Regions from separate parts of the Homo sapiens genome. Here regions 1 and 2 are each linked to region 3. Evidence: chromatin loops called from intact Hi-C (ENCODE). Cell type or tissue: heart left ventricle. All regions are shown on one strand. Region 1 overlaps TTC21A (tetratricopeptide repeat domain 21A). Region 2 overlaps CX3CR1 (C-X3-C motif chemokine receptor 1). Region 3 holds the start of DSTNP4 (DSTN pseudogene 4).

What was found. A loop is a pair of places that touch in the nucleus more often than their neighbours do. Peaks named below come from ENCODE experiments on the same cell type or tissue, not always from the same donor. Only the 100,000 strongest peaks of a DNase experiment are listed, where the experiment ranks them.
Region 1: it touches region 3 in a loop (2.6-fold over the local background); 22 of 110 quality-filtered maps call a loop at or near these places.
Region 2: it touches region 3 in a loop (4-fold over the local background); 22 of 110 quality-filtered maps call a loop at or near these places.

Annotation. Positions count from the first base shown.
Region 1 is chr3:39,123,027-39,131,026 of GRCh38, reverse strand. It overlaps TTC21A (tetratricopeptide repeat domain 21A), which reads right to left. Exons shown (of 29, transcript NM_001366900.1): 10 at 5,867-5,964; 11 at 5,495-5,695; 12 at 4,637-4,766; 13 at 2,539-2,696; 14 at 2,095-2,310; 15 at 1,717-1,955; 16 at 876-948; 17 at 669-779; 18 at 188-326; 19 at 1-35. Among named protein-coding and RNA genes, the nearest start is that of MIR6822, 11 kb to the left of the region's middle. RefSeq lists a silencer at 5,509-5,684. In heart left ventricle, CTCF peaks have their summits at 4,269 (motif pointing left) and 5,642; no DNase peak of the experiment used is centred here.
Region 2 is chr3:39,258,009-39,266,008 of GRCh38, reverse strand. It overlaps CX3CR1 (C-X3-C motif chemokine receptor 1), which reads left to right. Exons shown (of 2, transcript NM_001337.4): 2 at 1-2,513. The coding sequence ends at 567. LOC102724104 (a long non-coding RNA gene) reads right to left here. Exons shown (of 3, transcript XR_940742.4): 3 at 6,546-7,407. Among named protein-coding and RNA genes, the nearest start is that of CX3CR1, 18 kb to the left of the region's middle. In heart left ventricle, a CTCF peak has its summit at 4,844; a DNase peak (open chromatin) is centred at 4,928; H3K27ac peaks cover 976 bases.
Region 3 is chr3:39,205,104-39,213,103 of GRCh38, reverse strand. DSTNP4 (DSTN pseudogene 4) reads right to left here and starts at 302. Exons shown (of 2, transcript XM_047449432.1): 1 at 260-302. The coding sequence starts at 302. LOC124909366 (a long non-coding RNA gene) reads right to left here. Exons shown (of 2, transcript XR_007095872.1): 1 at 7,621-8,000; 2 at 2,571-3,022. RefSeq lists enhancers at 1,270-1,937, 1,938-2,606. In heart left ventricle, CTCF peaks have their summits at 4,245 and 4,448 (motif pointing left); no DNase peak of the experiment used is centred here; H3K27ac peaks cover 363 bases.

The sequences.
Region 1 (8,000 bases), 82 kb after region 3:
CTTAACATCATTCATCATGGATGGGATGTCTTGGACTGTTAAATGGAAACTCAAATTAGTGTTAGTTCACTGGCTCCTGGGAAGCTGTGTTGGTGGGGAGCGCTGGGATCAGGACTTCAGCTAATGGGGAATGGGGGAGGAGTATGTCTGCTCCAAATGCTAGAAATGGGTTACAATGCTGCCTCACCAATGTCATGTTCCAGTGCCTGCTTCAAAACTTTTTCTGCTTTATTGACCTTCTTTAACTTCAGGAGCAGTTTGCCCAGATCGCAGCACAGAAAGTCCTGTCCATTAATCTTCTGGGCAGCCTCATAATACTCAATTGCCTTAGTGCAAACAGTAAATATTAGCCTCTGGCCTGGTTCTGCCCTTCAGTGCCCGACACCATGTTCCCCTCAGCAGCCATCACACCAGTGTGCCCCTCCAGAACATAGCCTAAAGTGAAAAGGCACTCCTCCCAGCTGGCACAGGGTGTAACCCTCAGCTTAAGCAGGTGTGGTCAGCAGCAGAGAGTTGCTGAGTTCTCCCCTTGGCACCCCATTCAGCAAGGAGCTGAGTGAAAAGTCAGCCACTCTCCTCCCACCCAGAGCTCCCCAGTCATGTACCGTCCTCCTCCTTCCCTGCTGGGCTGGCCCTCCCTGCCCCTTCACACCCTAGCCCAGCCTGACCTCAGTATACTGGTGGGCCTTCACATAAGCGTGCCCAATTCTGCTGGCCAGGGAGGCGTCATGTGGGTTCTGTCTATAGGCCTCATCATAGACCTCCAGGGCCTTCTCGGGCTGGTGGGGAAAGTGTCTTTGGGTCTTCCTCTTCTCTCCCACTGGAGAAGGGAGACTGGGGGGCCACTTGGCAAGGCTGTGAGGCCTCTCACTTACCTCCAGAATGCTCATTAAGGCATCGCCCAGTAGCAGGCTGGTGTGGGGGCCAGGCAGATGTTCACAGAGCTCACTGCAAGCAAGAGTAACCAAAAGCTTATCCCAGGTTCGCACACACCTCATGTTCCTGAAATCATCTCCTTCACTTCCTTCCCACTGATTCTGGCTGACATTCATTCATTCATCAATCAATATTTATAGAAAGTCCACTGTGAATGAGGCACTGTGCTAGCTACCTGAGTCAGGCTCTCCACATCCATCTCTGTAGTTAGGCCATGGCCAGGCCCTCTACCTGTTCCTCTCACTCTACCTGCTATCCCTCCAGATCCCTCTCCATGAGGCAGCAATGTCACTCTTTCTAAAACTCCAATCTGGCCGTGCCTCCATACTGTTCACTGGTTTCCCACTGCTGGATAGCCTTCCCTACTCCCTCAGCATCCCCACCTCCCACTTTAAATTGCTTAGATGCAGCTCTGCCAGAAGAAAGGGATGAGGAAGGCACCTTGGAGGTCCCAATGCAAAATCATACAGAGACAGCAGCTTGGAGCTTCAGTGTGTCTGCTCTGAGAACCAGGCCTACAGTCTCCCACTAGCATGTGCAAGCAGGTGAGGGGGAGGCAAGCAGGGCTCAGGGCCAATTCGATTCTGTATCCTCATCCATGAACAGGGCTTACTGACCTTTCATGCTCAAATTGTAACCCATGGACAATTCCATACATTCATCAACTACACTCCAAGGACACATTCTGGAGACCCAGGTTGAAGAAATACCATCTGAAGGAAACACTCCCTAAGATACCATTGGAGAAGAAGCTGTCATTGTGCTGCCTGTGGGGCTTACCGGTAGCATCTGATGTAGAGGCGCCTGTCTCTGAGGGTCTGCAGGTAGATGTTGGCCATCTTCTCTCTGGCTTCCATATAGCAGGACTGCTTGGGCAAGATGTTCCTTAGCATGTTCAGCGCCACGTCCACATTGCCCTTGCTCAGGACCAAGTCCACGTTGGCAATGGTGATGCGGTTCTCTTCTGGTGTGCCACCGAACTCATTGATGGTGTCCTGCATGACCTTGGTGGCCTCATGCTAAAACATGGGAATCAAACAGACCCTTCACTTGATGCACAAGTAAACAGTGGGTGGAATCAAAGAACCTGGTTCCTGGGCCTACCCTGAGCCTCCAGTGTGCCCCAGTCCCCAGGGAAGAGAGCACGGCATTTCTTACTAGCTCCCCATTCAGCCGGAGGGCCTCCACCAGTTCCAATAAGATGGATGCCCGCTGGCTAGGCTGCACAGAGGGCCTGAGGAACTTTCTGCCTTCTTCCTTCTTCAGAGCTGGCAATTTGATGACCATTTTCAGCGTCTTTATGGCCTCTGGATAGTCTCCAGCCTTGTTGAGGGCCCTGGCCTTGATGAGGTGGTAGAGGGGGTGATCTCGGACCTAGGAGGAGCACAGCAGAGTGTGGGGCTCCAGTTCACTGCTGCTACTGCTGCTGCTCACAGCAGCCAGGTCAGAGAAAGCCTCAGGAGCCCACTGAGCCTACCCCTGCCTTTGGACGAGCAGAAAGATCTACGGGACACAGCTAGCCCCTGGGGCTACTCTCAGAAGGCAAACAGGGGCCACAGCTAGCTGGGCTTTGGGATGCTGAGAGGATGAGAGGGCACCCACCTGGAAGTTGTGGCTGACACCCAGCTCTAAGCAGTGGAAGCACATGCCAAAGTTGCCCTGAGCCAAGTAGATCTGACACATGAGGAGATGGGCATCCACGGAGGCGGGGTCCAGCTCCAGGCAACGCTGCAGGATGCTCTGGGCATTCTCTAGCTCTCCTAGAAATAATACACAAACCTCTACATGCAGGGTTCCCAAGGGCTCCTAAGACCTGATATGCAAGGGCAGAATGAATTTTACATGTCCTGTTCCCCAGAAATATACAAAATTGAGTATTTTAGCCAGTTTTGTTCTGCTTCACTCAGGGGTCCATTTCTAAAATTAAGACTACACAGTTGTTTCCTTGACTCAGACAAACGACAGGAAACTCAAACCTCAGTGCAACACCCTTCTTGTCTCTGTAACCCTCAGGGAGATAGCTAAGTCACTTCACAGCTCCATCCAGAAGCTCAGGGGAACACATTAAGTCTCAATTCCCACACCTAAGAGCAAACAAAACCTAGTAGTAACAGCAACTATAATAGTTACAATTTAAGAAGCTCCTGCTCTATGTTCAATACTTGCAAAACACTTTAGAAAGTCTGATTTATTACTTGCCCAGCCCTGCAAGGTTGGTGCTATTGTTCTTGTCTTTTCAGATGTGGTACCTGGGGCTCCAGTGATATAAGCCACTCGGCTTGGAAGGGGCGAAGTTGGCATTTACGTCCAGGCCTATTGGGTTCCTGAGCTTCAGCTCTGAACCCCCTGGGGCTTGAGGGCTGCGGGGCCTCCCTGCAGACAGGCTGGCACTTTCAGGGTGGTAGCAGCAGCCTAGGGGTTGGGTGTGATGAGTTGGTAGGGGCACTCTCTTCCCTCGCAGTCAGGTCTCTCAACAACTCCTACTTGGGATCCATAACCTGGTGGGTAGGGAGCACCTGTTTCTGGGTCCCAAGCTCCCTGCTCCTTCTTATGTGCTGTGGAAATGTGAAGAGGTCACCATGGCAACCTACACAGCTGGAGACTGCTTTGGGCCCAAATCTGCTGGCAGATGCCGGCACCCAGGGGAAGTTCTCTCACCCTGGCCTTGTATCCAGGATACCTTGAAGCTGTGGGGAAACCTGGCACCCAAATGAACATAGGGAGGACTAAGGATGAAGACAGGAAAGCTCTCAGCAGGAGTGCAACCCACACGATGCAATGCCAGAAGACAGACAAATGGCCACAGTATTCTGATCCCTTTGGACACCCCCAGAACACCACAGATCAGCCTGGTTTCCAGGCAGGCAGGATTGGGTGAGAGGCCACAGGGAGACAGTACTTCAGGGGAGGACTCTGCATCAGATAGGACAATAGAGCACCCATGGAAGAGTTTCCCTCTCCTTCCCTTTCTCTCCAGGGTCTGGGCCTTGAGAAGGGAGAAGGTGAAAGGGCCCCTGGAGGCTCTGAAGGCCTCATGGTACAGGGTTCTCACTTCTCCACAAGTTCTTTCTGGATACCTTTTCAAAACCGCAACCCTGCCACCCCTGCATCACTTCCCTGTTTCAGCTTCTTCCATAGCATTACCATGTTCTAGCAAAAAAATACGATGTGCTCCCTCGTGGAGCTTGTATTCAGTTGTCAATTTCCCCTTACTAGATGCAAGCTCCATGAGGGAATTTTTGCCTATTTTTGGTACTACTGTATCTCAGAAGAAGTTCAATAACTATTACCAGCACAGATCAAATGAGTAAATCCACAAAGGCCTAGGTGGGAGAGACCCCTGCTGGTGAGAGGTCAGGAAGCTTACTAGGGAATGGAGGCTGGGAGTGGGCAGGCCTGTAGGATCATGTGCCTGTGTGTGTGTGCACGTGTGTGCATACGTGTGTGTGTGTGTGTGTGTGTGTAGTACACCAGGCAAGGAGCATGCATGTGTGTGTGTGTGTGTGTAGTACCCCAGGCAAGGAGCATGCATGTGTGTGTGTGTGTGCGTAGTACCCCAGGCAAGGAGAGTGTGTGTGTGTGTGTGTGTGTGTGTGTGTGTGTGTGTGTGTGTGTAGTATCCTAGGCAAGGAGCCTGCAGACACAAAGCTACATCAGGTGTTTGCAAGGCCCCACCCGGCTGTCAGGATCCCCCGCTCACCTGAGTAATACCTGACCTGAGCCATCAAATACAGGGGGTCGATCAGAGCTGGTGCTGCTTTGACTACAGGATTCAAGATCACGGCGACTTGTTTAAGAAGTGGAGACACGATCTGGCCTGGTAACCTGGGCTGTGGGAACACGGCGGTGGAGGTGGGAGTAGGTTTGCCCTATTCTAAGAGAGACTCCTGGAGCTCTCAGAAAATGCTCTCAGTGAAGGAATTTTGCTTCATTCCACACTTATTTATTATCCTCTGTATCACCTAGTGCTTAGAGCACGAGCTCCAGGCTATGGAACTTTGTTTTGTTCACTGTTGTGTCCCCAGTACCGAGAATGGTATCTGGCATGTAGTAATGCACTCAATAAATATTTGCTGAATGACTCATTACAAGGCACTGGGGGGATATTAAGGTGTATAAAAATATGATCCTTGGTCACAAAGAATCCTGACTGGCTGGAAGAGCAGGACAAACAAGTAAAGACTAACATACTTCTTAGGGGGCTTCTGCGGAAAAGGAAGCCAAATTCTCATCTCGGATAAAGGCAGGGCCATGGGCCGGTGCCCTGTTCTTCCAAGTGTGGTCCCTAGACAAGCAGCATCCATATCACTTGGGAGCCTGTTAGAGATGCAGGGTTTTAGACCCCCCTGTAGAGTCAGAATCTGTACTGGAACAACCTCCCAGGTGACCTGTGTGCTGTATGTTCAAGTTTGAAGAGCACTGGGCTCCCCAGCTGCCCAAGGCTCACCCCATCCTTACTTGTGACTGGCCAAGTAAGGTCCTTGCCTCTGTCCTTCAGGTGGGCACCATCCAAACCTGTACTCCAGACCCCCACCATGAAGACAGGCCTTCCCCTAACCTGCTTGGGGCAGAAGAGCAAGTACTCCTTAGCAATGCAGACCAGGAAGTACGGGTCCAGCTTTTCAAAGTACTCAGAGCCAAGAGGGATGCCTTGCATGCTGGAGAAGTGAAGCTCCACTGCCTCCTTCAGGAGCGCTGTGGTCTCTTCCTCCCCCTTGTGCTTCCTGGACATCAGGAGGGCTTGGAGGAAAATTAGCACCTGTGGAAGAGAGGACCGAGTCTCAGTGCCAATGTCAGCCTGGGCAGATTTGGTAGGCAAGGGCAAAGTGAAGGTCCAGACCACCTTGCATGCTTTCTATTGGAAAGTGGGGGTGGGAGGACAGCAGAGGACATCATCCTGGAGCAACCCATACCCCCAGGGAGCTCTGACCTCAGACTTCCCAAGGGACTTCTGCACCTCCTTCAGGAATTCCAGCCGGTACTCAGCTTCCTCCAGGTGGCCTTCTAAGATATGACACAAGATGATCCCTGTAAATGGGACAAAACAATGATGAGCAGCTAACACTGAAGCATAGCCAGCAGCCCATCAGGTCAAGGGGCATGGATAAGACAGTGGAAGGAAGATGTCTCAGTGTAGGGGATCTTTTCCAACATTTCTACAAACTTAAAGAGAAATACATGCTCATGCTCAAGAATTCAAACCCTAAGGCAATACAGAAAAACATCCCTAGCTCATGTTCTGGCTGTAACAATGTCTCTCTCTAGAGATAACCACTAGGAACAATTTGAGGTATAATACGTTACTACTATATAGACACCTCAGACATATATATGTACACATGAGCATACCAATGGGTTTAAAAACACACACATACACAAAGGGAATCAAATTTCACATACACCATTCTACAATCTGCTTTTTTTTTTTTTTTGAGACGGAGTTTCGCTCTTTTGCCCAGGCTGGAGTGAAGTGGCACGATCTTGGCTCACTGCAACCTCCGCCCCTCAGGTTCAAGCAATTCTCCTGCCTCAGCCTCCTGAGTAGCTGGGATTACAGGCATGGCCACCACGCCCGGCTAATTTTTGTATTTTTAGTAGAAACGGGGTTTTGCCATGTTGGCCAGGCTGGTCTCTAACTCCTGACCTCAGGTGATCCACTCACCTTAGCCTCCCAAAGTGCTAGGATTACAGGCATGAGCCACTGCGCCTGGCCACAATCTGCTTTTTAAAATTTGTATATGATAGTCATATTTTCCCATCTCTTCATACAAATCTACCCCATTTTCTTTGATGACAACACAATGTTTTACTGTGGATGTAACAATTTATTGCCCTACTAATTATTTAACTATTGCCCTACTGAAGGACATCTAATTTCACATTTACTTTATTTTTGGTATTTAAATACTACAATGCTATGATGAACATTTACATAAGTTCAAATTCCTGAGGGAGAGCTGATGGGTCATAGAGCACATATATTTAAAATACTGATAGATAAGGTCAACTTGCCCTCAAAGATACTTGAACTTATATTACTATCAAGAATTTAAAATATCCTTTCTTCATAACCTCAAACGTGCTGTAATTTTTGCCAGTCTGAAACATGAAAAGTAACTAGTTTTCATTTAACACCTTTTTTAACTATTAGGGAGAATGAACACCTGTTCATATTTCCAATATAGCCTTTTCCTTTCTACTGTGAATATTCTGTTCACAGCCTGCCTGGTTTTTTTGGGGGGGGTGATTTTTTTTCTCTTTATGTTTTATTAACCCTTTGTTGCAAGTGTTTTCTATTAGTTTGCCATTTATCCTTTAACTATTTTTACAGTACCTTGTCATGTAGTAATTTTAAGCTTTTATGTAGTCAAATAGGTAAAATATTCTCCTTTGCAGCTTCTATTTTTTTTTTCCATGTAGAGCCACAAAGCCAAACTTTGCAGCTTCCAAGTTTGGAGTTAGGCTTAGAATCCCCAGGGAAACCCATGTTTCATTTAATTTTTATGTTTAATACTTAATTCATCTGAAATTTAAGTATGGTGTAAGATGAGAACTTACCTTTTTTTCTTTTTCATAATGGATAGCAGGGTATCCAACTAGGAGTTGGTGAACAACCTATTAGTTTGAAATAAGGCCTGTTACATCCCATTTATCTATTTGCTTATCCCAGTCAGTGCTGGCCTCAAAGGGACTTAATTACTGTAGTTTTGTGATATGTTTTGATGTTGGGAGGACAAATCTCATCTGTTTGAAGCAAGCTATTCTACTTGCACAGGTATTTCTTTGCTACTTTGGTATATTTATTCTTGACTGTCTTCCTCATCACCATCTTAGTTTTCAGTTATATCCATCCCACTATTAGGCCCATTTATGAAATTTTTTACCTTACAATAATATTTTTTATTTTTGGCAACTCTTTTTTGTTCCTGTACCTTTTTCACAGTAGCATGTTCTTTACTTATTGACATAATAGCCTCTCCAAACACTGAAGGTGTTTTGGGAGGAAAAGTCTTTTCTGTACTAGCCTTAACTCTGCTCCTCAGAGGGCTACTGCTTTGCATGTT
Region 2 (8,000 bases), 53 kb before region 3:
ACAAAGCAGAAAGAAAATGAATGCCTTGGTGACTACCCCGAGGTCCTCCAGGAAATCTGGCCCGTGCTCCGCAATGTGGAAACAAATTTTCTTGGCTTCCTACTCCCCCTGCTCATTATGAGTTATTGCTACTTCAGAATCATCCAGACGCTGTTTTCCTGCAAGAACCACAAGAAAGCCAAAGCCATTAAACTGATCCTTCTGGTGGTCATCGTGTTTTTCCTCTTCTGGACACCCTACAACGTTATGATTTTCCTGGAGACGCTTAAGCTCTATGACTTCTTTCCCAGTTGTGACATGAGGAAGGATCTGAGGCTGGCCCTCAGTGTGACTGAGACGGTTGCATTTAGCCATTGTTGCCTGAATCCTCTCATCTATGCATTTGCTGGGGAGAAGTTCAGAAGATACCTTTACCACCTGTATGGGAAATGCCTGGCTGTCCTGTGTGGGCGCTCAGTCCACGTTGATTTCTCCTCATCTGAATCACAAAGGAGCAGGCATGGAAGTGTTCTGAGCAGCAATTTTACTTACCACACGAGTGATGGAGATGCATTGCTCCTTCTCTGAAGGGAATCCCAAAGCCTTGTGTCTACAGAGAACCTGGAGTTCCTGAACCTGATGCTGACTAGTGAGGAAAGATTTTTGTTGTTATTTCTTACAGGCACAAAATGATGGACCCAATGCACACAAAACAACCCTAGAGTGTTGTTGAGAATTGTGCTCAAAATTTGAAGAATGAACAAATTGAACTCTTTGAATGACAAAGAGTAGACATTTCTCTTACTGCAAATGTCATCAGAACTTTTTGGTTTGCAGATGACAAAAATTCAACTCAGACTAGTTTAGTTAAATGAGGGTGGTGAATATTGTTCATATTGTGGCACAAGCAAAAGGGTGTCTGAGCCCTCAAAGTGAGGGGAAACCAGGGCCTGAGCCAAGCTAGAATTCCCTCTCTCTGACTCTCAAATCTTTTAGTCATTATAGATCCCCCAGACTTTACATGACACAGCTTTATCACCAGAGAGGGACTGACACCCATGTTTCTCTGGCCCCAAGGGCAAAATTCCCAGGGAAGTGCTCTGATAGGCCAAGTTTGTATCAGGTGCCCATCCCTGGAAGGTGCTGTTATCCATGGGGAAGGGATATATAAGATGGAAGCTTCCAGTCCAATCTCATGGAGAAGCAGAAATACATATTTCCAAGAAGTTGGATGGGTGGGTACTATTCTGATTACACAAAACAAATGCCACACATCACCCTTACCATGTGCCTGATCCAGCCTCTCCCCTGATTACACCAGCCTCGTCTTCATTAAGCCCTCTTCCATCATGTCCCCAAACCTGCAAGGGCTCCCCACTGCCTACTGCATCGAGTCAAAACTCAAATGCTTGGCTTCTCATACGTCCACCATGGGGTCCTACCAATAGATTCCCCATTGCCTCCTCCTTCCCAAAGGACTCCACCCATCCTATCAGCCTGTCTCTTCCATATGACCTCATGCATCTCCACCTGCTCCCAGGCCAGTAAGGGAAATAGAAAAACCCTGCCCCCAAATAAGAAGGGATGGATTCCAACCCCAACTCCAGTAGCTTGGGACAAATCAAGCTTCAGTTTCCTGGTCTGTAGAAGAGGGATAAGGTACCTTTCACATAGAGATCATCCTTTCCAGCATGAGGAACTAGCCACCAACTCTTGCAGGTCTCAACCCTTTTGTCTGCCTCTTAGACTTCTGCTTTCCACACCTGGCACTGCTGTGCTGTGCCCAAGTTGTGGTGCTGACAAAGCTTGGAAGAGCCTGCAGGTGCTGCTGCGTGGCATAGCCCAGACACAGAAGAGGCTGGTTCTTACGATGGCACCCAGTGAGCACTCCCAAGTCTACAGAGTGATAGCCTTCCGTAACCCAACTCTCCTGGACTGCCTTGAATATCCCCTCCCAGTCACCTTGTGGCAAGCCCCTGCCCATCTGGGAAAATACCCCATCATTCATGCTACTGCCAACCTGGGGAGCCAGGGCTATGGGAGCAGCTTTTTTTTCCCCCCTAGAAACGTTTGGAACAATCTAAAAGTTTAAAGCTCGAAAACAATTGTAATAATGCTAAAGAAAAAGTCATCCAATCTAACCACATCAATATTGTCATTCCTGTATTCACCCGTCCAGACCTTGTTCACACTCTCACATGTTTAGAGTTGCAATCGTAATGTACAGATGGTTTTATAATCTGATTTGTTTTCCTCTTAACGTTAGACCACAAATAGTGCTCGCTTTCTATGTAGTTTGGTAATTATCATTTTAGAAGACTCTACCAGACTGTGTATTCATTGAAGTCAGATGTGGTAACTGTTAAATTGCTGTGTATCTGATAGCTCTTTGGCAGTCTATATGTTTGTATAATGAATGAGAGAATAAGTCATGTTCCTTCAAGATCATGTACCCCAATTTACTTGCCATTACTCAATTGATAAACATTTAACTTGTTTCCAATGTTTAGCAAATACATATTTTATAGAACTTCCATCTGTGTAATCTTCTTTCTCCTATTCAATTATTTCCTGTGGTTAAATTCATTGCCATGGGGAAAACTGAGTCAAAGGGCATGGGAACACATTATCTTTGCATACACACATATGAAAGTCATATATTACACAACCTTTACTGAGTCGTATTATATACAAAACATGAACGCAGATCCAGAGCTATTCCAAAGGCAATGAGACCAAGCCTCTTCCCTCAATAATTTAAATGCAGAAGAGAAGTGAAGGAATAATCACGCTTTGCATTAGGTGGTAGCAGAGGAGTACTACGTGACTTCTGACCTGCGTCTTTAAGGGACAGGGGTTCTCCAGGTAAAGAAAGAGGTGGCATTCCAGGCTGAGGAAACAGCATGTATAAAGGAAGTGTGTGAGAGCCACAATGTGAGAAAACTCTGTGCGAATATTAAAAGGCGTTAGAAGCGGAGTGGGTGGTAGGAACTTTCTGAGCTGAGCTGTTAGCTGTGGGCTGAGCTAAAACAACCAATGGAGGGGGTGCTGGTTCTCCTCAGGGTGTTTACGGGGTTTCTTCGTTATTACCTGATCCTCATTCCAACTGTTGAACCATAAGACTTTTAATTAAAGTTTAACCTATTCCTGGACTTCTAAGAAGGAGGAAATAATTATTTTGGCTTGAGAAATAAAAGAAGAGAAATAAACACTTTCATTTCTAGAAGAAAATTAAATTTGTAACATTAGGAACCTATATTTATTCATTCATTTTGCTGAATAGGACAGAATAGGGAGAAAATAAGGAAGCTCATTGAAAAATCCAAAATAGCAAGGATGTTGGTGTCTAAATAAAGGAAGGCATTTTTGGAAAGGACAGCTGGCCCTCAGAGCACACCTGAATCAGACCCACTCCTGCTTCTGAGGTCTGGGCTTCCCAAGAGCAGAGGGATCTGCCTGTGATGAATCCCGACATATTAACTCTCTGCTTCGGCAGGTTGCTTAACATCTCTGAGGCTCAATCTCCTCATCAGAAAAATAAAGATAAAAGTAGTTCCCACCTGGTAGGGTTGGAGCAGAGGATTCAGTAAGATTACCCCTGCAAAGATCACAGTGCAGAACTGGCAAAGCAAGCTCGAGTGAATGGTGGTGATTATTTTTATACTTATTATTTTTAATATTAGACTGAGCTTTCCCCAGCAACTAAACACATGCTATCTTGTACTTGCCTTTTGCTTTTCTTAGTAGCAGAATCACAGACTCTTGGGTGGTTGGAGATAACTGGGTCCAAATCCACATTTCGTGGGTAAGAAAATGGAGGCTCAGAGAGGGCCAGCAGGTGCCCCAAGATGCCACAGTGAATTACTGGGAGAGGTAGATCCTTGATTCACAGTCTACCATCTCCTTCCTCATCTTGATAAAAATACAGATCAATCTGACCTCTAAGAGCAGAGAACACAGAAGGAAGGTCTGCAGGCAGATAATGAGGCAGGGAAAAGCAGCCCACAAGATAGCTGAAGAGTTTAACAGAATCAATCTGCACATGGACAGGTGTGTGCTGTGTGGCACAGCCTTTGGCAATTGCCTTTTGGAGACATCTGTATCTGCAATGATAGATGGTGTCAACTGAGACTCATCAGCAAAGGCTGCAGAATTCCCAGAGGCAAATGCTATCAGTGGCTTCCAAGAGGATCTGGGTGGGTGGGTCAAGACTTAGACAGACAGGCCACTGTGGAGGGACAGCCACACCCAGGGGCTGCCCAGTGCTTGGGTAAAATGCTGAATCCCTTCCACATAATTCCACTCACTTCATGCTTATTCTATGGTCATTTAATGACATTCTAAGAGAATGTCTCCTTCCCAGGGACCTTGCCATCAAGAAAGATGGAGCATATAGGCTTTCGGTTACTAAGAAGAGCTATCAACCCTTGTAATCCATTGCACCTAGAGTGTGTACAGGGTCTCATGGTTTTTCCATTCACCTCTCTCTGAGATGCTGTCCCTGAGCATCCAGGGAGAGAGTTCACCCAACAACTACACCTGGGAGCATAAGAGCCTGATTGAGAGGTCCACCTTGGGTAGTACCCGGGCCCAAGATGATGCCCATTTGTGCCTTCAAAATTGGAGCAGTTTGTCCTAACTCAGCAGCTAATTTTTTCTCCACCTGCACCGTACTCACTGGCCCATGGGGACCACTTCAGTTTCAACATGATTTGTAATATTGTTTGCTTAACTTGCTGAGTTGGCAACAAAATTTTGGGCTACTCAAAAGTAGTGTGATCTGAGAGCAAGTGAGAAAAGCGAGTCTTAGCAAATTTAGAAATATCCAGTTTCTCTTCAATATACTCTTCATCCACAGGAGGGCCAAGGGCCAAGTCGTTTTCTGAGGGATGTGTGGCATCGTGCTTCTATTTCCGTTACATTACAGCAGTTGTTAGGCAACAGGGAGTGTTCCTCCAGACACACCCGGGGCAGCGCTGGCAACCGCAAAACATGCTCAGCAGGAAGATTACTCTTTTACTCCATATTTCCTTATTTACTGAGATAGAAACAAAAATAACATTTTAATTTGCATTTCTTTGAATACTAGGTAAGATTGTTCATTTTTCAAGGCGTTTGTTTTAAATTATTTGTACATTTTTCTGATTCTAAAAGAAAGATACTCAGTATAGAAAACATGAAAAATATACAATTTAAAATTAAAAATGTTTAATTACACAATATTCAACCTCCCAGAGATAACTGTGGTTTAACACTGAAGTTATTTTCTGCTATGACCATATTTTAAAAAAAATACATAAGAATAGACATTTTTCAAAAGAAGACACACGAATGGCCAACAGGTAAGTGGAAAAATGTTCAACATTTCTAATTATTAGGAAAATGCAAATTAAAATCACAATGAGATATATCTCAGATTTGTCAGAATGGCTTTTATCAAAAAGACAAAAGATAATAAATGTCAGCAAGAACGTGGCAGAAGGGGAACTGTTGTGAACTGTTGGTAGAAATATGAATTAGTACAACCATTATGGACAACATTTTAGAGGTGTCTCCAAAACTAAAAATAGAATTACTATATGATCCAGCAATACCACTTCTGAGTATTTACCCAAAAGATGTGAAATCTGTTTGTTAAAGAGATGCCTGCACCCCCATGTTCATTGCAGCACTATTCACAATAGCCAAGTTATAGAATCAACCTAAGTGTCCATCAACAGAGGAGTGAATAAGGGAAATATGGCATATATACACAATAGAATACAATTCAGCCTTTAAGAAGAAGGAAACTCTGTTATCTGCGACAACATGGATGGAATTGGAGAACATGATGCTAAGTGAAGTAAGACAGGCACAGAAAGGCAAATACTGCATGTTCTCACTTATGTGTGGAATCTAAAGCAATGAAACTCATAGAAGCAGAGTAGAATGGTGGTTACAGATGGTAGGGGGTGGGGAGAGAGCAGAGAGCTGATGGTCAGAGGGTACAAAATTTCAGCTAGATAGGAGGAATATGTTGCTTTTTTCTTTTTCGGAGTTTTATTACACAGTGTGGTGAATCTAGTTAAGAATAGAGTATTGCACATTTCAAAATTGCTAAGAGAGTAAATTTCAGATGGTCTCACCACAAAATATGTTAAGTATTTGAGATGATGAGTATGTTAATTAGCTTGATTTAATTATTTCACATTGTATTCATAAATCATAACAGTGCTTTTTACCCCATAGTTCTATATAATTATAAATTGTCCATTTACAATTTTAAAAACTGAACAAAACCTAAAAGCACTTGAATTTCATCAATAAGAAAATGGTCCAATAAATTTCAATTTAGCCATACAATAAAATACAGTATAATTTAAAAGAATGAGTCAATTCTATAAATATGACCCTAAAGGGATGTCCATAATATATCCTTAAGTCAAAAAGACAAATTTCAGAGTTAAGCACATTTTTATTTTTAAATATAAACTATATATATATGTTTATATATATAAAATAAGCACATTTTTATTTTTTAAAAATTTGAGATGAGAACATATATACAGTTTTATATCTTTTTTCAATTAGCATTATAGTATGATCATTTTCCCATCTATTATATTCAAACATGATTTTGAATGATTGCAAAGGACTCAATAATAGACTTTATCCATCCAAGCCCTACTGACAGACATGGGTGTTACTCCCATGCTTTTCTCTATGAGGAGTGACAGTATGATGAACATAAATCTTTGCACATATCTTTGATTGTATGAAAGGAATTAGTAGACTAAGAGATTTCAGCATTTGTAAATCTCTTGCTAGCTACTGGAAATTTACTTTTCAGAGAGATGACACTGTGTTGCTGGCTCTCTAAGACTCCCAATCCCTGACCTTAGCACCACCTACCTTCCTAGTCTTTGAGGTCAGGATATTGTGGGCTTTTGTTATTGGGTGACAAACCAGCTACTGACTTTAAGAGGCAGAAAGAAAAGACTTCTGTTCTTAAAAGGAGATGGTAAGGCTGCCCTTTAGAAGAGAGAAAAGAAGAGGGATGAGGGGATTTTTAAAACAGGACCCATAACATCCCAAAACAGTTATTTTAAGGGAACAGAGACCACTTAGCACCTGGGCTAAGGGGACACAGGACAAGCCATCAGAGCCATACAGCATCAGGCAAGAGCAGGAGGTGGAGAGACTTGTTCTGAGGATAATGGGGTTTCCTAGCAGGAGAAGAAGAAATAGAGGTGAGCAGAGCAACCATAAAGCCCTTGTGCAGTTTCAATGTTCAAAATATCCACTTCTATACAAAACTTAAACAACCTGCAAAAGGCAACAGAGAGAACTGATTCAAGATTTAGCACAGTTGATTGGACTTTCAACGTATCCACCGTCATTCTGGATATACTTGTACATAGCCATCTCAGCATAATGTAGAGCTCACACCTGTAAAATAAAAGAAAGAACAAAATCAAACATTAGCAACTTTATTTAAATATTTTGTAAATTATCTCTCGGTTGCATTTCACAAATTATCTATACGTTACATGGAAGTAAAATTTATTAAAAGTTCAAACCATAGTGACTTTATGCATACTTTATACCTTGGGCTTTGCTGGCAGCAGTGATGCTCCAATCAGCCAGGGAAATCCATGAGTTCCAGCTTTAAGAACCCCTTGGCATATCCCGGTACTCTTGCTTTGGGGAGGAGGATGCCCAGCTGCCAGACTGGGAAACCTAATATCAAAAGGCTCATTTACACTTCCAGCACTACTATATGAGTTTCCCTTTGAAAGCGCATTATTTCACTGAGGAAATAGAACCAGAAAAGAACTTCCATGGCCTACCCCAACCACATCTTCCCATCTTCCTGCAGCTGTGCCAGTGCACTCTGCAGTCCCTCCTCGTATCATGGAAGAATCGTCCCTGCGCTTATCTAAAGCCAAACCTGCCACCTGAACGATGCATCCCAGCCCCTTTAACCTTCCCCTCCTGCATTTATCCCCTCTCCTGCATTATCTGTCTCTCCCCTCTGCTGG
Region 3 (8,000 bases):
TAAACTTAAATTGTGATCTGCAATGTGTGTGTGTGTGTGTGTGTGTGTGTCTGTGTCTGTGTGTATCAGACAGCACTGATCTAAAAGAAATGTCGGTAAACTTTTTCTGTAAAGGATCAAATAGTAAATATCTTAGGCTTTAGGGCTGTATGGCCTCTACTCAACTCTGTTGTTGTAGCACAAAGCAGCCATGGAAAAGACTTAAACAAATAGGAGTCACTGTGTTCCAATAAAACTTTATTTACAAAAACAGTCCCACAATTTAGCTTATGGTCCACAGTTCTAGCCCCAATATAGAACATTGGTCCATAGTTAATATTCAATAAATATTTGTTGAGCAAATGGCAAGAGAGAAGGCTAATATAGCTGCAGCACATAAGCCAGAAGGAGAAGATACTTCTGAAGGTAATCAGTAGCCAGAGTATGTAGGGTCTGTTACCCATGGATTTCATTTTAAGCCATTGGAGGAATTTAAGGAGGATAGTGGTAAAATCTAATGTAACTTCTATCAAAGTTCACTGTGATAGATGCTACAGTTTGGCACTCAGACATGCTCCCCTCCCACCCCTTTCAGAACTCATCCTGAATGTTGGTGGCCAAAAGCTCTCAGGTGAGTCCCTCTCCAAGGGTTGCTCATGGCTGAAGAGCGCTGCCTTGTTCAATGTAGCACTCCTGGACAGGCGTGGTGGCTCACGCCTGCAATCTCAGCACTTTGGGAGGCCAAGGTGGGCAGATCACCTGAAGTAATGAGTTGGAGACCAGCCTGGCCAACATGGAGAAACCCCGTCTCTACTAAAAATACAAAAAATTAGCCAGGCATGGTGGTGCACGCCTGTAATCCCAGCTACTCAGGAGGCTGAGGCAGGAGAATCGCTTGAACTCGGGAGGTGGAGGTTGCAGTGAGCAGAGATTGCGCCACTGCACTCCAGCCTGGGTGACAGAGCAAGACTCCATCTCAAGAAAAAAATAAAAACAAAAACAAACGAACAGAAAAAAAGTAGCACTCCTTACTTGGAATTAGCCTACATTCAATGACTCACGAATGTAGGGCATAAAGGCCTGGCCTTCTTGCGCCCTGTGCAGACAGTTCCAAAGCACTGCCCCAGCTCCAGAGCTCCCTCTGGGATTGCCAGCAGTGATCTTGGTTGTGGCTGCATGGCATTTCCACAGTCTGCCTCACTCCCCACGGGAATCCATCTGCTTCCATCCCTCTCCCACAGGTGTTGATCTCATGAGCACTCCCCAAAAACCTGCCTGCATGCAAATCTGCATCTCTGAGTCAGAATCCAGAGAACCTGACCTGCAACAGCTGATACCAGCAGTGGTCCAAGAAAGCAAACTTTACAGTGGGATTTTGGAGCTGTTTACTTGCCAGCTGGCTAGCAAGGAGAGCCCTACTGCTGATTATAGGTGAAGTACAAATAGCCCCAACAAACTGAGGCAGTGCAATTGTCAAATCTGTCATGCATGGTGAACTAGGATGGTATATGGAGGCAAGGGATGCCCTGGTGGGTGGAATGTACCAGGCCTGTGTGAACTATTGAGTAGTCATTATAAAGACAATGGAATTGGATGGCCATTGCTGGGAGCTACTGAAGCACTGGAGAAAGTGTCAGGTGTGAAAGCCAGAGGGCCTCCTAGACAGCATATCAAGAGACTCAAATACTGAGAGACTCAAATACTGCCTCCAGGGAGCAGAAAAGGCTGGGTGGTCAGGGTAAACAAGGAGACCCATATGCAGGCCATTGCAACAGCCCAGGCAAGGAATGGAACTGGCTTGGCCCCGAATGCTAACAGCAGCACTGGGGAAAAATGGTCGGATTCTGGCTACATTTTGAAGATGAAGCCAACGTAATTTACTATGGCATTTGTATAGGTTTCCCATTGCTATTGTAACACATTATGCAGTTACTGGTTTAAAACAATATAAATTTATTCCCTTACCATTTTGGAGGTAGGAAATCTGAAAATAGTTTTATGGGGCTAAAATCGAGTAGCAAGACTGGTTCCTTCCCGAGGCTCTGAGGGGAGAATTCCCCCGCCTTTTCTAGCTTCTAGAGGCCACCTGCATTCCTTGGCATGTGCCCACTTTCTCCATTTTCAAAGCACCTCTCTCCAACCCTGCTTTGATCCTCACATCTCCTTTTTCTGACTATGATGCTTCTGCTTCCCTGTAGTTACAACTGGTCTGCCTGGATAATCCATCCCTATCTCAAAATCCATAATTTAACCAAATCTGCAAGGTCCCTTTTGCTGTGTAAGATAACAAACATTCACAGCTTCCAGGGTTTGGATGTAGACAGCTTTGGGGAGACATTATGTAGCCTATACAGGGTTGGAGATGGGGGTGCAAGAAAGGGAAGGGTCAAGAATGACCTGAATGCTTCGGGGCCTGAGCAGTTGAGGAATGCGTGGCCACAAACCTAAATGGGGGAGAGACACAGGGCTCAGAGATTCAGTCCATTCTTCTTTGGAAGCCAAGTCCTGCCACTTCCCCCCAAAGGCTTCCCTGTGTTAAATGATAATTTTCAGTGAAAGGTAAAATCATGACTCTCATATAGATGTAAAAATTAGCACATGTTGAAGAATTTACTTCACTTATATGATCTGAGAAAAGCAAGCAGGTGTTATAACCAGTTTAAAGGAAAACTCAAAAACAGATTTATATGGAGTAAAGGAATGTTAAGATAAATTGCAAATGGGGACAAAACTGAGTTTTCCACAGTGAGGAAGAAGTCAGTTAAAATCACAACCAGACAGTACAGCATTTACATACCAGTTACAACTTACAGAGAGTTTCAAAATAGCTCAGACAATGTACAGGCCTAGAATCTTATAATGCAGGAAGGTGTGCTACAGACAGTGCATTGTTTTCTACTGAAATACAAAGATTTTTTTCCTACACTTGATTTTTCTGACAGAAGAACTCAACGTATAAGTCCTCGCAAGGGCAGATTGAGTTTCTGGCAGGCGAGGAACAGGAAGAAGGGTTTGATGTCTCCAGGCAAGATCTAACAAAAGACTGGCAGAAACAAAAACAAAAACAACACATTTTAACATGAACATTTGGTATTGTATTCATTATAATACTTTTTAACTAGTCTTTATTTATAGAGAAGGTGTTATGGACTCATAGTTTGTGACCACCCAAAACTCACATGTTGAAGCCCCAACACCACCCTTCCCCCACCCCCTCCAAGTGATGGTATTAGGAGGTAGAGCCCTTGGGAACTAATTAGGTTTAGATGAGGTCATGAAGGGTGGGGCCCCATGATAGGATTAGTGTCCTCATAAGAAAAGGAAGACAGACCACAGCTCACTCTGCATGCACACAAAGAAGAGGTTCTGTGAGCATACAGTGAGATGGTGGCCACCATTACCAGGAACTGAATCTGTCAGCACCTTGATCTTGCACTTCCCAGCCTCTAGAACTGTGAGAACTAAATGTCTGCTGTTTTAGCCACCCAGTCTATGGTATTTTATTATGACAACCCTAGCAGACTAATACAGAAGCTATTAATCTGTTTTTGGTCCAGTCAACGTATAATCAGCCACCTGCTGACATTTAGCATTCTACTTAAGTGCAATTAAACCAGACTAAATGTAAACCAGCATAACTCATCTACCCTTCTGGCCATTATCACTTTGAAAACAAGAAAGCAAGAAAGCATTCCTTTTGTTCAGCCATTCTACAGCATACACCAGCCCTTCATTGTTTGTGGCTAAATTGGAAATAACAATGATTTATATAAATAAGGTAGGGGACAAAACATAATTTTCCCTCTACCCTTCTTTTTCTTTCTTCCTTTCTTTTTTCTTTTTTTTTTTTTTTTTTTTTGAGACGGAGTTGCTCTGTCGCCCAGGCTGGAGTGAAGTGGGGTGATCTTGGCTCACTGCAACTTCCACCTTCCAGGTTCAAGCAATTCTCCTGTCTCAACCTCCCGAGTAGCTGGGATTACAGGCACCTGTCACCACACCTGGCTAATTTTTGTATTTTTAGTAGAGGCAGAGTTTCGCCATGTTGGTCAGGCTGGTCTCAAACTCCTGACCTCAGGTGGTCCACCCGCCTTAGCCTCCCAAAGTGCTGGGATTACAGGCGTGAGTTACCATGCCTGACCCCCTCTACTCTTCTTAGTTGGCCTAGGACCCTCTGTAACAAAAGACAGATTAACAAGAGAAAAACAAAGAGAAATGTATTAACATGTATATTTTATATATATATGGAAAATACTCAAGAAAAGATTAGTTCTCAAATAAGTGGCTTAGAACTTCAACTACGTAGCATCTTCAACAAGGAACAATACATTTTTAGAGTAGTGTCAAGACAAAAGAAAAAGACCTTGAGTCTCCAGGTGGAGAAAATTGTGGGAAAGCAAATATATGGGAACTTTACGGTAGATAAAGGCTAGTCAGTGAAGTCTGCTGTGTCGACTCCTCTGGTGCCACCTTCAGGCTGATGAGGGCCTAAAGTTGTCGTCGGTCTTTGTTCTTCCTGACAGGGAGAGGAGGAAGAACTCCTTTGTAAAGTTATATCCTGTTTTTAGGCAAATGGGGAGAGCAAAGAGCTTTTCTTGTGTCTGCCTCTTCTCAGTTACCTTCAGTTCACAATAATACTTATGCCAGTGTGGCATATTTTGGGGTGGAGTATTCTGCTACCCTTTAATAGTACATTTGGCAGTGCAGTCTCCTATATGGTCTCTTTTCCTCCATCTTTTCTAATCCAATTAACATGCATGAGAAAGAGAAAGAGACAATAAGCAACCCTCTGCTATTCAGCAACTTTGGCAGGCCAGGAAGATAAAATCCAGTACCAGATAGAAAATCTTTGTCGGTCACCCATACTCTTGTTGGCAAAAGGAAAGTGTGTTGGGAGAAAACACTTTTTCTTTACCTATTTATGTTCAGAGTCTACAGATTAACCAACCACAGACAGATTAACAGGGAAAAAAGATGAAGTTTATTTATTCAAAGGAGTCTTCAGATAAATATGGCTGTCTAAACAGCCAAAAATAGGGGTTTATATATCCACTTAACAAAGAGAAAGGGAGGCGGAGAGAGAACTTCCATGGAAGAACAAATGGAAGGCATGGAGTTTCAGATAACATTTGTTTAAGCAATTACTCATTACGGTGACAATGATTAGTCTCTTCTCTGGCTGTAAACTTCCTCGAGAGGGGATTTATGGCAGCAGTGTTCAGGAGGTCCTGTTTAAGTCAGCAGTTTAGGTACTTTTTGTTTGTTTGTTTCTGCAGCTGCTGTTTGTTCAGATGTTTCTAGCTTAAAATAATCTTTATGCCATTGAAGTGCATTTTGGATCCCTGCAGGTGCAGAATCATTCTTCATGTAACACAACTTTTCAGGGGCTCTTCCTGTCTCAGAGATTTTGGTCAAAGCTCCAGAAGTAAGAAAAATGCATTCAATGCCACACACTCAAATGAAGTGGCAACTTGCAGAAAAATGGTGACTGAGTTGTTTCTCACTTTTTAGTTCACCACCTGCCACCAGGCTATATTTGGGGAAGCTGGCATGGGCCCAGAGGCAGCCTGAGGTGTCTGATGGTCCATGATACCATCTCCAGAAGCCCTGCCCTAGCTCAGGTCATCACTTCTTATGTCTCACTGTGACATCAATACCCCAACTCTTCCTCGAGCTTCTACTCTTTGTGTCTTCCCCCCAACACCCCCACCACCAAGTCGCAAAGCAGCAAAAGAGGTCTCTCTAAAATGCAGTCTGTTTACACTGTTAACCTGTTTAAACCACTCCAAGACTTCCCACTACTCTGGGATAAGATCAAAGTCTTTGCCGAGGCTCACAGTTCTCTGTGTGATGCACCCACCCCACCTGTCCACCTCCATCCCCTACTGAGACTCATAGCACTCTCTCCTTCCCTCCCTTTCCTGTCCCCAGAATGCACAATGTTCTCTCTCACTTCAGGGTCTTAGCACCTGCTGTTTCCACTGCTGGGCTGCTGGGGACATCTTAGCCTCCTCTCCTATCTCATATGTCTGTAACATTTACAGACAGGCGAGAGAATAAATGGATCCCTGGCTTCATCCCTCTTTTCTTCTCTTCCCTGGTTCTGTTCTGCTCCATGAAGTGCATATGTGTGAACATCCCAGACTGCAGATCCAAGGTACATCCATAAACTCCCCTCTTTTTGGCCACCCTCCCAGGCCTAAAGGTGTATGGTTTAGCACAATAGTCTGTCCTCAGTGGATGAACCTAGAAAAGAGAACCACACAGGCCCTGGAAGTGAGATGGAAATTTGAATAGAGAATACTCGGTCCCAGGTACATTGAGATGGAGAGAGATGTCTTAAAAGGATTTGCCCACGGGGGCTGCCTGGAGGGCCAATAGGAGCCCAACTGATTTGTAGAGATGATCTCCTAGGACGAGGGGTTGAATGGGAGTTGTCAGGAGAAGGCTGGAAAGTACATCACTTGTGTCAGTAACTGCAGGGGGTATGGGGCATGGAAATCCCCAAAGAACCTTCAAAACACCCATGATAGAAAGAGCCACCTGCCAACTCCGGGAGCGATGCATTAGGGAAGTCCCAGGCATTCAATCTCTTTCCTGCCCTTTACCTGTCTCCCTGCCCCATCCCTTGAGTTTTGACCTGGAGAGGTCAAAAAAGCTGGAGTACAAGCTGGGCAGGCTGGGGATATGGACAAGGTGGGTACATGGAAGGCTGCCCTGGCTCAGCTTGGAAACTTGGTGAGGAAGGGAAGTGTCGCTGGCTCCCTCACTATTTCTTCCCCTCCTCCTCATTCCTCTTTACCCACTGATGATGCCACTCCTGACTCATCTAGAGTTGGATAAGGAGAGAGTGGAGAGATAGAGTGGCAGAAAAGTGTTGCTGGTGCCCTCTGGGTGGGTCAGATGTCCAAATGCTGGCTCTTTCTCTTGTGGGGTGCTCTGGTGGGTGCACTGGAGACACCATCCCACAGGTGCACCATTCCCTGACAAGAGCGACACAGTCTCCAGCCAACTGCTTACGATGGCTTCCCCGCCTGCACAGGTCCTTGCCCTGCCAGCATCCTCTTGAGTGGGCTCGCAGGAGACCTTGGCAGTTCTCTTCGCTCTTGTCCCCCAGTCAGCTTGAGGGACTCAGGCCAAGCTCTCCCAATGGCTCTCTTGAAGACCCCTATCAAACTTGAGGAGAGGGGAAGAAAAACCCTTTCCTTTAAGAAATCATCTTTCTAGCTTCACTCTTAGTCCCATGCTTCTCTGTGTGTGCATTTAATGGCTATTATCCCATTGGAGAGTCACAATGACTCTGAGGAAAGGGAGGGTATTTGTATATGCAATATACTTGGAGATAAGGTCAAAAAGGCCAGGGGCCTGGAGCCTGGGAACCTTGTCACAGCTTCAAGTTTAGGTTAGCCAGCAAATTAGTTTACTTTGATCGCAATCCATTTTCCCACCCAGGCAGTAAATTCTATAATAGCACAGACGGTCTGTCCTGTTCACCATACATCCCCAGCTCTTAGCAAAGAGTGCCCAGCATAGAGTGGGCACTCATAAATATTAATTAATGAATTATCTCTATCTATTGCAGCATAACAAACCACTCTAAAACTTAAATGGCTTAAAATAATGAAAATCATTTATTTTGCTTACAGTTAGACAATCAGGAACAGCTCATCTCTGCTCAATGTGGTATCAGCTGGGACAACTCATCTTGAGACTGGAATATCTGCTTCCAAGAATATCCACAAATTGATGCTGGCTGTTGGCTGGGAGCTCAGCCAATGCTGTGGCCTGGGGGCCTTGGTTCTCTCCCACATAATCTCTCCACAGGACGCTTGGGCTTCCTCACAGCATGGTGGCTGGGTTCCAATGTCATCAGAGATGGAGGCTGTATTGCCTTCTATGACCCAGCCTCAGAAGTCACAAAGTGTCCTGCCACCGAAGTCATAAGCCAGCCTGGATTCAAGGGGATGGCACAAAGACCTCTTTCTCTCAATTGAAAGAGTATCAAAATCACATTATATGCATAA